2 separate regions of the Homo sapiens genome follow, and region 1 is linked to region 2. The links are chromatin loops, found by intact Hi-C in ENCODE. Cell type or tissue: OCI-LY7. All regions are shown on one strand.

What was found. Peaks named below come from ENCODE experiments on the same cell type or tissue, not always from the same donor. Only the 100,000 strongest peaks of a DNase experiment are listed, where the experiment ranks them.
Region 1: a loop joins it to region 2, with 8 times the contacts of the local background. A loop is called at or near these places in 1 of 110 quality-filtered maps.

Annotation. Positions count from the first base shown.
Region 1 is chr1:4,342,258-4,347,257 of GRCh38, forward strand. No RefSeq gene overlaps it. Among named protein-coding and RNA genes, the nearest start is that of LINC01777, 67 kb to the right of the region's middle. RefSeq lists an enhancer at 1-167. In OCI-LY7, no CTCF peak of the experiment used is centred here; a DNase peak (open chromatin) is centred at 1,994; H3K4me3 peaks cover 370 bases; H3K27ac peaks cover 1,277 bases.
Region 2 is chr1:3,908,057-3,913,056 of GRCh38, forward strand. The region is part of intron 2 of LINC01134 (long intergenic non-protein coding RNA 1134); the gene reads left to right. Among named protein-coding and RNA genes, the nearest start is that of LINC01134, 10 kb to the left of the region's middle. RefSeq lists an enhancer at 3,167-4,052. In OCI-LY7, CTCF peaks have their summits at 2,886 (motif pointing right), 3,085 and 4,148; DNase peaks (open chromatin) are centred at 1,735, 2,055, 2,405, 2,925 and 4 weaker places; H3K4me3 peaks cover 4,297 bases; H3K27ac peaks cover 4,835 bases.

The sequences.
Region 1 (5,000 bases), 430 kb after region 2:
CAGAATCCCCCTCGGAGCCAGCCTCTCAGGGATTCAGGTGCCTTTGACCGGGGCCCTGCTTGCAAGGGAAGGATGGATGGGGAGGAGATGGCAGGGCAGGGGCTGAGGAAGAGGTGGTGTCTTCAGGAGAGAGCCTCAGTCTGTCCTCCAGGGAGCCCTGGAGTGGGAATCAGGAGGGGGTGACCTGCCCTCATGTAAGGCGGCTCCCATCAGCCAAGGACAGTTCCTGGTCCAGGGCCTGGTCCTGGTCCAGGGCCACATGCCTTCTCTCATGCTGACCTCTGCATGGTCCGAGAGGGGAGGGCTGGGCTGGTTGGGCACCTTGCAGAACAGTGTGTGTGCTCACCCTATGGCGGCATCACGTGAATGGAGCAGCGAGGAAGGAGCAGCTGGTACGTTAGAGGCTTTGGTGAGACACTCACGTTCCAAAGGCAGGAGCTAAACCCAACAAAGACTCCAGGGCTGGGCCTGTCAGTGAAGATTTCAGGGATCCAGAGGTCTGGGCCATGTCAAGGCATCCCCTCCAAAATCAAAAATAGGTGAGGGCACCTCAAACCTCTTACCACTGAGAAAGGCGCACGAATCTCGGTGGGCAGAGCCCAGAGCAAGGCATGCTTCTGCAGCAGGTCCAGGCTGTGCCGCAGGCCAATGACCATGGTGAATTCATCCGAGGCCTGTGGTGCTGGTTGACAGCCACTGCTCAGGAGCCTGTGACCCACTGCGCTCCTCAGAACAGCTCCCTGCAAAGACCATCCCTCCTCATATAACCTAGGTGAGGCTCACAGACACCCCCACCAGTTTACCCAGGACAAGTCCAGACACAGCCCCTCTGAATTCCATTTCTTTGCCTCACAGATGATTAGTGGAACTGTTTTGTCCCCACTGATAATTGGAACAAAATGCTTGTTAGTGAAACAGTTCTGCTTCTCTCCCACCCCAGGCCCTGAACTCTGGCTTACCCTCAGCCTGAACCCATAGACGGCCATCCGGTCTGAAAGCAGGCTGGCCTCAGGGTCAAATGTTCTCTGATCCATTGTCCCACTGAGCCACCTCCACCTTTTCTTCTCACCTCCCACACCAGTCCTTTCTAATCCCATAAAGAAAAGCCTCTTTCTGCCTAACTTTTGGGATGCTTTCAGGTCTCATGGTGGGAGCCTTCTCCTCACTGCAACAGCCCTCCCCCACTGCAGTAGCCCCTCCCCCACTGCAATAGCCCCTCCCCCACTGCAGCAGCCCCACTGCAATAGCCCCTCCCCCACTGCAGTAGCCCCTCCCACTGCAGTAGCCCCTCCCCCACTGCAATAGCCCCTCCCCACTGCAGTAGCCCCTCTCCCACTGCAGTAGCCCCTCCCCCACTGCAATAGCCCCTCCCCCACTGCAATAGCCCCTCTCCCACTGCAGTAGTCCCTCCCCCACTGCAATGGCCCCTCCCCCACTGCAATGGCCCCTCCCCTGTTGCAATGGTTCCCACTCCCTATTGCAAGAATTCTTCTGAATCCAGTCTCTCCTTAGTGAGTCCAGAGTTATGCTTTTGTTTGAACTGAGCAGGTGCCATGAGAGAGCTCTGGGGAAGGGGCTGATGGTCTCTTCTGGGGGTCAGTGGTTTCCCTGCACTTGTGGACATCAAGGCTCTGAGAGCTCAGGTACCTGCCTTAATGAGGCCCTGCCCCACCTGGGTGGTCTGTATTAGAGACAGTGACTGGGATGGAGGGGTTGGAATCATGGGGTTCACTGCATCCACTCCATCCAACTAGAATCCGTGGAATCTGGAACCTCCCTGCTTTCCGTGATGATCCTAAACATGAACACAGTGAATCATCCTCAAGGCGCAGCCCCTCGAGTCATCTTATTCATGGCAGAAACTCTGAGTCCAGACGGAAGACACCCAGAACAGCATTTTCCCTTCTTGAGTTAGCCCCGTCCATCCAGGGTCCTAGTGAACCTTCACTAGCATTCAGGGGAACTACCTACTTCAGATCATGGCACAGCCCGCTTGATTGCATCAGCTCATGTCTCTTTCAAGTTCCGTTTTCTCCTAGTCCACTGACTTCAGGCTGAAGTCACAAATCTTGCAGAGGTTTACAGCCCTGCCCATGGCTCCGTTTGCAGCATCCCTGCAGGCTGGCAGGGGTGGCTCCGAAGGCCGAGGGGCTGAGGAGAGATGATTCCTGAGCCTGAAGGAAGCCGGCCAGAGCCCCACGTAAGACGCCGCAGAGGCCACCTTGGGGGTGGAGAGGGCTGCCTGATGGATGTCATCTCTGAAAGCCACAGCGAAACTCAGGCTTGCTTTGAAATTGTCCCCAGGAGAATACTGGGAAACCCGCTGAGGGCCTCTTATCCGACAGCAGCCTGTGAGGCCTCATGTTATAATGGTCATTGTAACCCTCCCTTACAAAGGGGAAAGTGGAAATAGACTCATCATGCCCTCGCATGTGTTAGGGGAATGAAAACTATCTCGCCTTTTCCCTTCTTCTCCTTTTGAAGGCTCCAGGTAACCCCACTTCTTCGAGGAAGCCTCCTTGGTCAGCTCAGCCTGCACACTCCTCCTTCAGATACCAGTGGCAGGAGACGCCTGGGTAAAAATCAGGAGTGCAGAGCCCCAGCCCATCTTCTTGTCTTGGTTAAGGCAGACACAAAAAATAGGTCCACTTTCTTGATTTCACATGCCCCTTCCCACCTACTGTGCCTGGCCTGGTGCTGTCTGGCTTTGTAATGAGTGTTGGTCTCTGACTTGACCTTCTTTCATCTCTGCTGGAGCTTGTCAGGCAATATCCATGAGCATTTTCTGAGTGTCTTTAGGGGTGGTTATTTGAAGGCACTGAGAATGTCAGGCTGAGATCTTTAGTAACCTGCCAGCCTTTAGTAATGTCACCTCCCATCCCACCCGGACACCCCTGCGTGCGTGCCTTCCTCCCTGGGCTCTCTGCTTGGTGCTGGCCTGGGGCTGTCAGAGGGGATCTACTCCTATTTTTTATTATTATCATTTTCTGCAGACGGACTGAGCACTTCATAAACATTAACAATGACAAATCACCAGCCTCAGTGACACCACAATTACATAATGATAGTCATTACCCAGTGGCTGTTTGATGCGCTGAGCAGCATCGGCCGGCGGTCCACTGCAGCCAGACGCAGATGCTGGAACAATAGCCATGAGCGAGGAGAGGGCCGGAGCCCAGCCAGGAAGGGAGGCCACGTTGGCGAGGGTCTCGGCCCTGCACTCTGAGGGGTGTAGGCGGCAGAAGGGAAACTCAAGGTCACTGTACGAGTTCCTGTGGCTGTCTTATCAAGTCACCACCAACTGGGTGATCTTAAAACAACAGAAACATATTCTTTTGCAGTTCTGGAGACCTGAAGTTTGAGGTCATGGGGAAGGAAGGGTGGGCTCCTTCTCAGGCTATGTGGGAGACTCAGTCCCCAGCCTCCCAGGCTCCATTGCTGCAGGCCGTCCTTGGCCCTCTTTGGCCATCCTTGGCTTCTAGATGCATCACCCCAGTCTCTGCCTCCAACAGCACACGGCCATTTCTTCCGTGCCTCTGTGTGTCTCTCCTCTCCTCACAAGGACACCAGTCACTGAATTAGGGCTCACTCTAATCCACTAGGACCTTATCTTAACTTAATTGGATCTGTAAAGGCTTTATTTCCAAATAAGGTCACATTCATGGGCTCTAGATGGACATGGACTGTGGGGGGGCACTAGCTCACTACAGTCACTGACTGATATGGTTTGGCTCTGTGTCCCCACCCAAATCTCATCTTGAATTGCAATTCTCATCTGTCAAGGGAGAGACCTGCAATCCCCATGTGTCGAGGGAGGGAGGTGTTTGGATCATGGGGCCGTTTCCCCCATGCTGTTCTCCGGACAGTGAGTGAGTTCTCACAAGATCTGATGGTTTATTAGGGTTTGGAAGTTCCTCTTTCCTTCCTCTCTCCCTGCTGCCTTGTGAAGAAAGTACTTGCTTCTCCTTCGCCTTCCACCATGATTGTAAGTTTCCTGAGGTATGCCCAGCCATGCAGAACTGTGAGTCAATTAAACTTCTTTCCTTTACAAATTACTCACTCACTCTCAGGGAAGTTCTTTATAGCAGTGTGAGAATGAACGAATACACTGAGTCAAGATTTATGCCAGGCACTCTGGCTCCCGGCCTGAACCTTCCCCAGGAGACCACACTGCCTCCCAGACACTCAGCTCACTCCGTTCACACACTGGCCAGATGCACTGAATGGTCTTCTCTGCTTTCCAAATTCTGGGGTGGACAGGGCTGAGGAAGGGCCCTGCTCATCTCCTTGCCTGTGGTTGGCCTCTGAGTTTGAGGAAGGAAGATGCAATCTGTTCCCACCAAGGGTGCTGAGGAGCCTTTTCCTTGAGAATCATGGCCAAGACAAGGAGCTGAGCCCAGGAAGCCGGGTCCAACCTGTAGGAAGGATAAATACATAGGCAGGCAAAGGAGCCAAGGATGGCCAGCTATCATCAGATGCAGGAGCTCCTTGACCAAGCATCCAAGTCAGAAAGTCTGTCTAGCAGCTGAGTAAATGACCAAGAGCTCCCAACAGCTGGGAGCTGGCCTGGCTGTGTGGGGTAGGCCTTCGTATTCTGTTGATTAGAAATGGTTTAACAGCGTGTTAATATCTGACAAGGCCACCATGTCAGAGCACAGCCAAAAATGTCCAATCCACAGAATAACCAATCCCCCTGACCTGACCAATATGAATGACAGCTAATTCCTTACCAATTGCAGCTTTGTCCTCACTCCATTGTTCTGGCCTTCTCCATGCAAATATTAAGATATCCAATTATTAAATTATCTCCACTTCTTGACAGCATCCAATCCAGGGCAAAGTTCCAAATTCCTCCCACAAATCACCTAATACAAGGTCAAAGCTCTAATCAGTTCTTTCAACCCCAAATCCCCTAATATAAGGTCAAATCTCTAATCAGTTTTTTCCTCCCCCAAATCACCTAATACAATGTCAAAGTTCTAATCAATTCTTTCCTCCCC
Region 2 (5,000 bases):
TTTCAAAGTCTGGGCACAGAATGGAGGCCAGCCCACGTGGTTATCTGGTCTCCACACGTGTCTCTGGGTTTGTGGGGGTGTTGGCTTGCAGACCAGGAGCAGCTAACAAGGTCTGTACCTTGTTTCGAATTTTGGACTGAACTGTCTGGAATTCTTGGACGTTCTCAAGCTAACTCAGTTGCATGAATTTAGAGGCAAAAGGGTGGGGATAATTTTTCCCTTGGATTTGTCAGTTCCAAGATGTATAACTTTAGTATTCCAGAAAATAGATTTATACCAGATCGGGAATTTCTCTATTTCTCTCTCTCTCTCTTTGCTCTCTCTCTGTCTCTCCTCTCTCTCTCTCTTTCTCTCTGTCTCTCTGTCTCTCTCTCTCTCTCTCTCTCTCTCTCTCTCTCTCTCTCTCACACACACACACACACACACACACACACACACACACACTCAGTAAGAGTTCAGGCCAGTTACAAAGGTCAAGGACACAGTCCATGCAAGGCCTCACCCTGGTACGAATCACAAGTTCAGGTGCCCAAGGCCACCCTCAGTTTGATGATTCTAGAAGGACTCCCAGAACTCCTTGAAAGCTATTACACTCACAGTTGTGGTTTCTGTATTAGTCCATTCTTGAATTGCTGTGAAGAAATACCTGAGACTGGGTAATTTATGAAGAAAAGAGGTGTAATTGGCTCCTGGGTCCACAGGCTGTACAGGGGCATGGTGGCACCTGCTCGGCTGCTGGGGAGGCCTCAGGAAGCCTCCAGTCCTGGCAGAAGCCAGAGGGGAGCCAGCCTGTCTGGGTGGGAACAACATCTACATAAATCAGTTCCTTACCGGGAAAGGATACAGATTAAGATTGGCCAAAGGAGGGGAGGCAGGGGGCCGAGTCCAGGAAAAGTGCCCCAAGCGGAGCTCTTGCTGTCCCTTTCCTGTGGGACTGGGACTTGTGACTCTCCTGCGTCAACGTGGTAGCACGAGCGAGGGCCAGCCTCAAGCCACAGTGTCCAGGTTCTCACTGGGGCTCCATTCCATGGGCATGGCTGATTGAGTGACCACCCAAATGGTCAGTCCCCGTCCTGCGGCCGATTGCCACCGTGTGGTCCCCATCTCCCACCCTCCATGACACCGTTGGTCTTTCTGGCATGGCCAGCCCCACCCTGAGACCATCATGGTGGCTCTCCTCCACCCTAAGTCACATCACTGGACTCTCCTGTGTAACCCAAGGCCCTGGGCAAACAGTGACTCCTATCAGGCAGGACATCGTGGAGGTCACCTCCCAGTGGCTGAGGACAAAGGTCAGGCCTCTTTGGGGCAGGATTCAATTCTTACCGCAGACCTTCCTCCTCCCACACACAAGTGAGCTACGGAGAAAAGGGAATAGAATATCTCTCTGGTGGGTCTGGAATGCCCGTTTTCGGAGGCTGGTTGGAACTTTCTTATCTCCTTTTATTTCTGATTTCTGTTGAAATTCCCCGGAACTAATGCCTATTGTATGAACCTGATTACAAAGAGAGAGATTTTACAGAGCATTTTTCCTCTCAGGAAAAAGGAGGCACCCTGCTTTTTTCTCAGTGAGAGAGAAATGTTCTTTGAATAATTTTTTAATTTACTAAAAAATTTTTGATCCTACTGCTAAGGGGATGCAACCTTCCTGCAGAGAGGCGTGCAGATAAAGTTGTCTTAATATTTGCATTTCTGCAGAGCATGGGCTGCTGCAGCCCGGGGGGTGTGTACCGTGGTGATTTGTAAAGTGACTTCTACCCTGTCACAGGGGTGAGGAAAATGGGTCCCCAGGCTGTGAAGGCCTCGTCCCTCCCCACGGCCATGGGAACCGGACTGAGGTTCCTTACTTGGCTGGACACAGTTTGACCCAGACTCTTCTCCAAACCAGAGGCCAGCCTTCCCACTTAGTAAAAAATTCGTTATCCTTCCCCTAGATGTTATTAATTTCTTCCTGGGGTTTTAAAGAAGTCAGTGCATTTTATGGCCAGTGGAGTGTTGATGGTTCAGTGCACATAGCACCTGCGTCTGTGAGTGGAGTGTTGATGGTTCGGTGCACATAGCACCTGCGTCTGCGGTGATCAGCACCCTCGGGGCAGAGCGTTGCATCCAAACGGGCATTTTCGGCGTGATGTTCCCAGTGGGGCTTTTCCTAGCAATGGCTTTTTAAACTCTGCTGCGAGGACGCCCAGCATCAGCGACATCCAACTCCCTGGAACGGCAGGGCTGCCACTGAACTTGTGTGGTCCAGGCCTGGAGTGTCCAGTTCTCTCTCAAGCTGGGCACTGGGTCCCCGAGAGTCTCCCAAGGACAATGGAGAAGCAGGATGCGCGGGCTCAGAAGCAATGCGGCCCCCCAGCACTGCATGCCCAGCCACCCCAACTTCTAGGCAGCTGCAGGCTCCCACCTGCGCAGAGAATAGGCTGTTCACCTGCAACGGCGGCTGGCGCCGGGGGAGGTGGGCGTTCTGGGAGAGGAGGAGCCCCTGGCTGCATGGCTGTGCCGTGGGTGGTGCCGTGGACCTGCTGGTGGCCGAGTCCCTCTGAGGGCTGCATGTTTTGAGGGGACCCTGGCTTTGGCCTGGCATGGACCCTCTTGCGCAGATCATCTCGTGATTCTCCTGGCAACCCTGTGAGACGGACGGGTTCTTTCATTGCCCACTGTTGGCACCTGGGGAGATGGAGGAGCACAGAGGGGACACACCTTGCTCAGGATCACACAGCAAGGAGGTGCCAAGGTCGAGTTGGACCTGGACTCCCCACTTTCACGGCCATGTGGGTCTCTGCAGGGCACCCTTCCTGGAGGAGGACCGGTGCAGACCCCTGTTGAGTAGGGGACAGCCGCCTGGAGAACCACCCTTGGCCGCCTTAGGTAGGTGCCAGCGCAGGTGTCTGCAGTCCTGACGCCAGGGGGCAGGATGAGACAGGGGAACGAAGTCGGTGCGGCAGGCGTGGCGGCCTCGCCGGTCTTTTCCTGGGACGCTCTCAGGATGGCTCTCGGAGGGTGCCCGGGCGGCAGGCAGGGCTCAGAATGCGGCTCCGTTGCTCACTAACGGCCTTCAGAGTCTTCTGAGCAGTCCAGGATGGGGGCAGCAGCTGCCTCTGTAGAGAATGTGAATCTTTGGCTTCTCAGGTATCCAACACCTTGGCAAGCACCAGGGAGTGAAATCACTGAATTAAGAATGTGTTTGTGAGAAGTGGCAGCTGCTTCCCGCTGGGGCTCAGGGAGGGAGTTGCGGGCTGGGCCGGGGGCTGCTGAGCTCCGTGTCCACTGCTGTCTGGTCTGGAAACAGCGTGAATCCCGGTGACCGCCGCTCCCTCCCAGGCTGTCCCGGCAGGTTCTGAGCTGGTGAGAGGGATTTCAGGGTGGTGGGTGCTGTGCTGAGGCTTTGCTCCCCTGCTGGGTTGAGTGTCTGCAGCCGCCCCCACATCCCCCGCTTTGCTAGTCTTTTCCTTCACGCAGCCTTTGCTGCCCAGGGGGACCCACCCCAGCTGTTCTCGGGAGCCCAGCCCCTCTGCAGAGTTCTTTAGGCTGCTCCTACCCAGAGGGACCTTCCCAGCAGGTGGGCCTAGCTTCAGATCTCCAAGTCTGTGGTGGCCCCCACCCACTGAGACCCAGGAGGCCCAGCGGGACTTGGGGTTCAGGCCAAGGTTTGTCTGGCTCCCTCCTTCCTCCTTCCAGGCACGTTGTCTAGAAATCACCTCATCTCTTACAGGTCACCAGTTAATTGTGTTGGAGGAAGCTCTGGGATGTACGGGTCTGAATGGCCCACAGCAGTTCAGGCCCTGGACTGAGCCTGGAACCCGCCCCCAGGGCTGGGTCCTGGCCTCGCCCATCTGTCTCCCTTGAGGGGAGGGCTGGGTTCTTCTCTTGGCCTCAGTTCCCTCCCGTTTGCCATTCCAAATACTTTTTATTCCCTCCCCCTTCCCCCAGCATCTCCTTTCTCTTCCTTTGTCTCCAGCCTTGTCTGTCGCTTTGCTTCTGGGCCTTGGCATCTGGGCATGAACCCACCGCCTCCAGCCAGTGCGAAGAGTGGGCGCCACTGGCCGGGTTCATCTTGCTGTGGTGGCGTGTTTGGGGGACCTGGGGGGGGACTGATGGGTCCCCAGGGTTTCTGAGGATGTGGGCCTTGGAGCGCTCCCAAGAGGCCAGTCTTCGTTTAACGTGGGTGGTCCCCACAAATGCTGGGGATGGGGGGTTTCCGGCCGCCCTCTGGGCATGAACTTTGGGCCTTTATCCCAAGTCTTCGGGGCAAGGAAGGGGAGTGGGAATTAAACTGGTGCCGGCCGTTAGGTCCACCCAGCAGATCTACCCGGCAGGCACAGCACCGCGGTCCGGAGAGCGCCAGTGCCTGTCACCAGGAGCAGAGTGAACCCCTCGTGGGTGCCAGCTCCTCCTGCCCCTCCTGAGCCTGACGGGGCTACGGTTTTCAGTGGCTGCGACGCCACAGGACCTGTGAGGAGAGACTGCACCCTGAAGGTCTGGCGGCGAGCGGATCCTAAACAAAGTGAGGCCTAGGAGCGCCGTCCTGAAGGCACTGCTCTCCCCAGGGCCAGCTCCTGGCTATGGGGTCAGACAGGTCGCTGGGTCCTCACAGCCAGCGCAAACACAGATCCAGGCGTGGTCGTCCCGTGTCCAGGGAGCTGCTACCTTGTGCTGCTGGGACCTGGCATCGAGTAGGTACAGCCAAGCCCACAGGAACGGAGCCGTGGCTTCCAGGGTCGTGCAACCCTGGCCTGCCCTGGGCTGGCTGAGGGGCCCACCACCCTGGGCTGGCACTTGGGCTCCCCTCAAGCAGACTGCCTGTCTGCAGCCTCATCTCCTGAGAGCGGAGCCTCAGCCAGCCTAGGTGCAGGTCACCCTCACACGTGGCCGCACCAAGGCCACCTCACAATCACAGCCATGCCACATGCTGAGCCCCCGAGATGTGCAGGCCACATGCCAGCTGGCTGCTTCTGTTGTGTTTCTGCGGGAGCTGCATGAGGCTGAAGGAGAGACCCGGG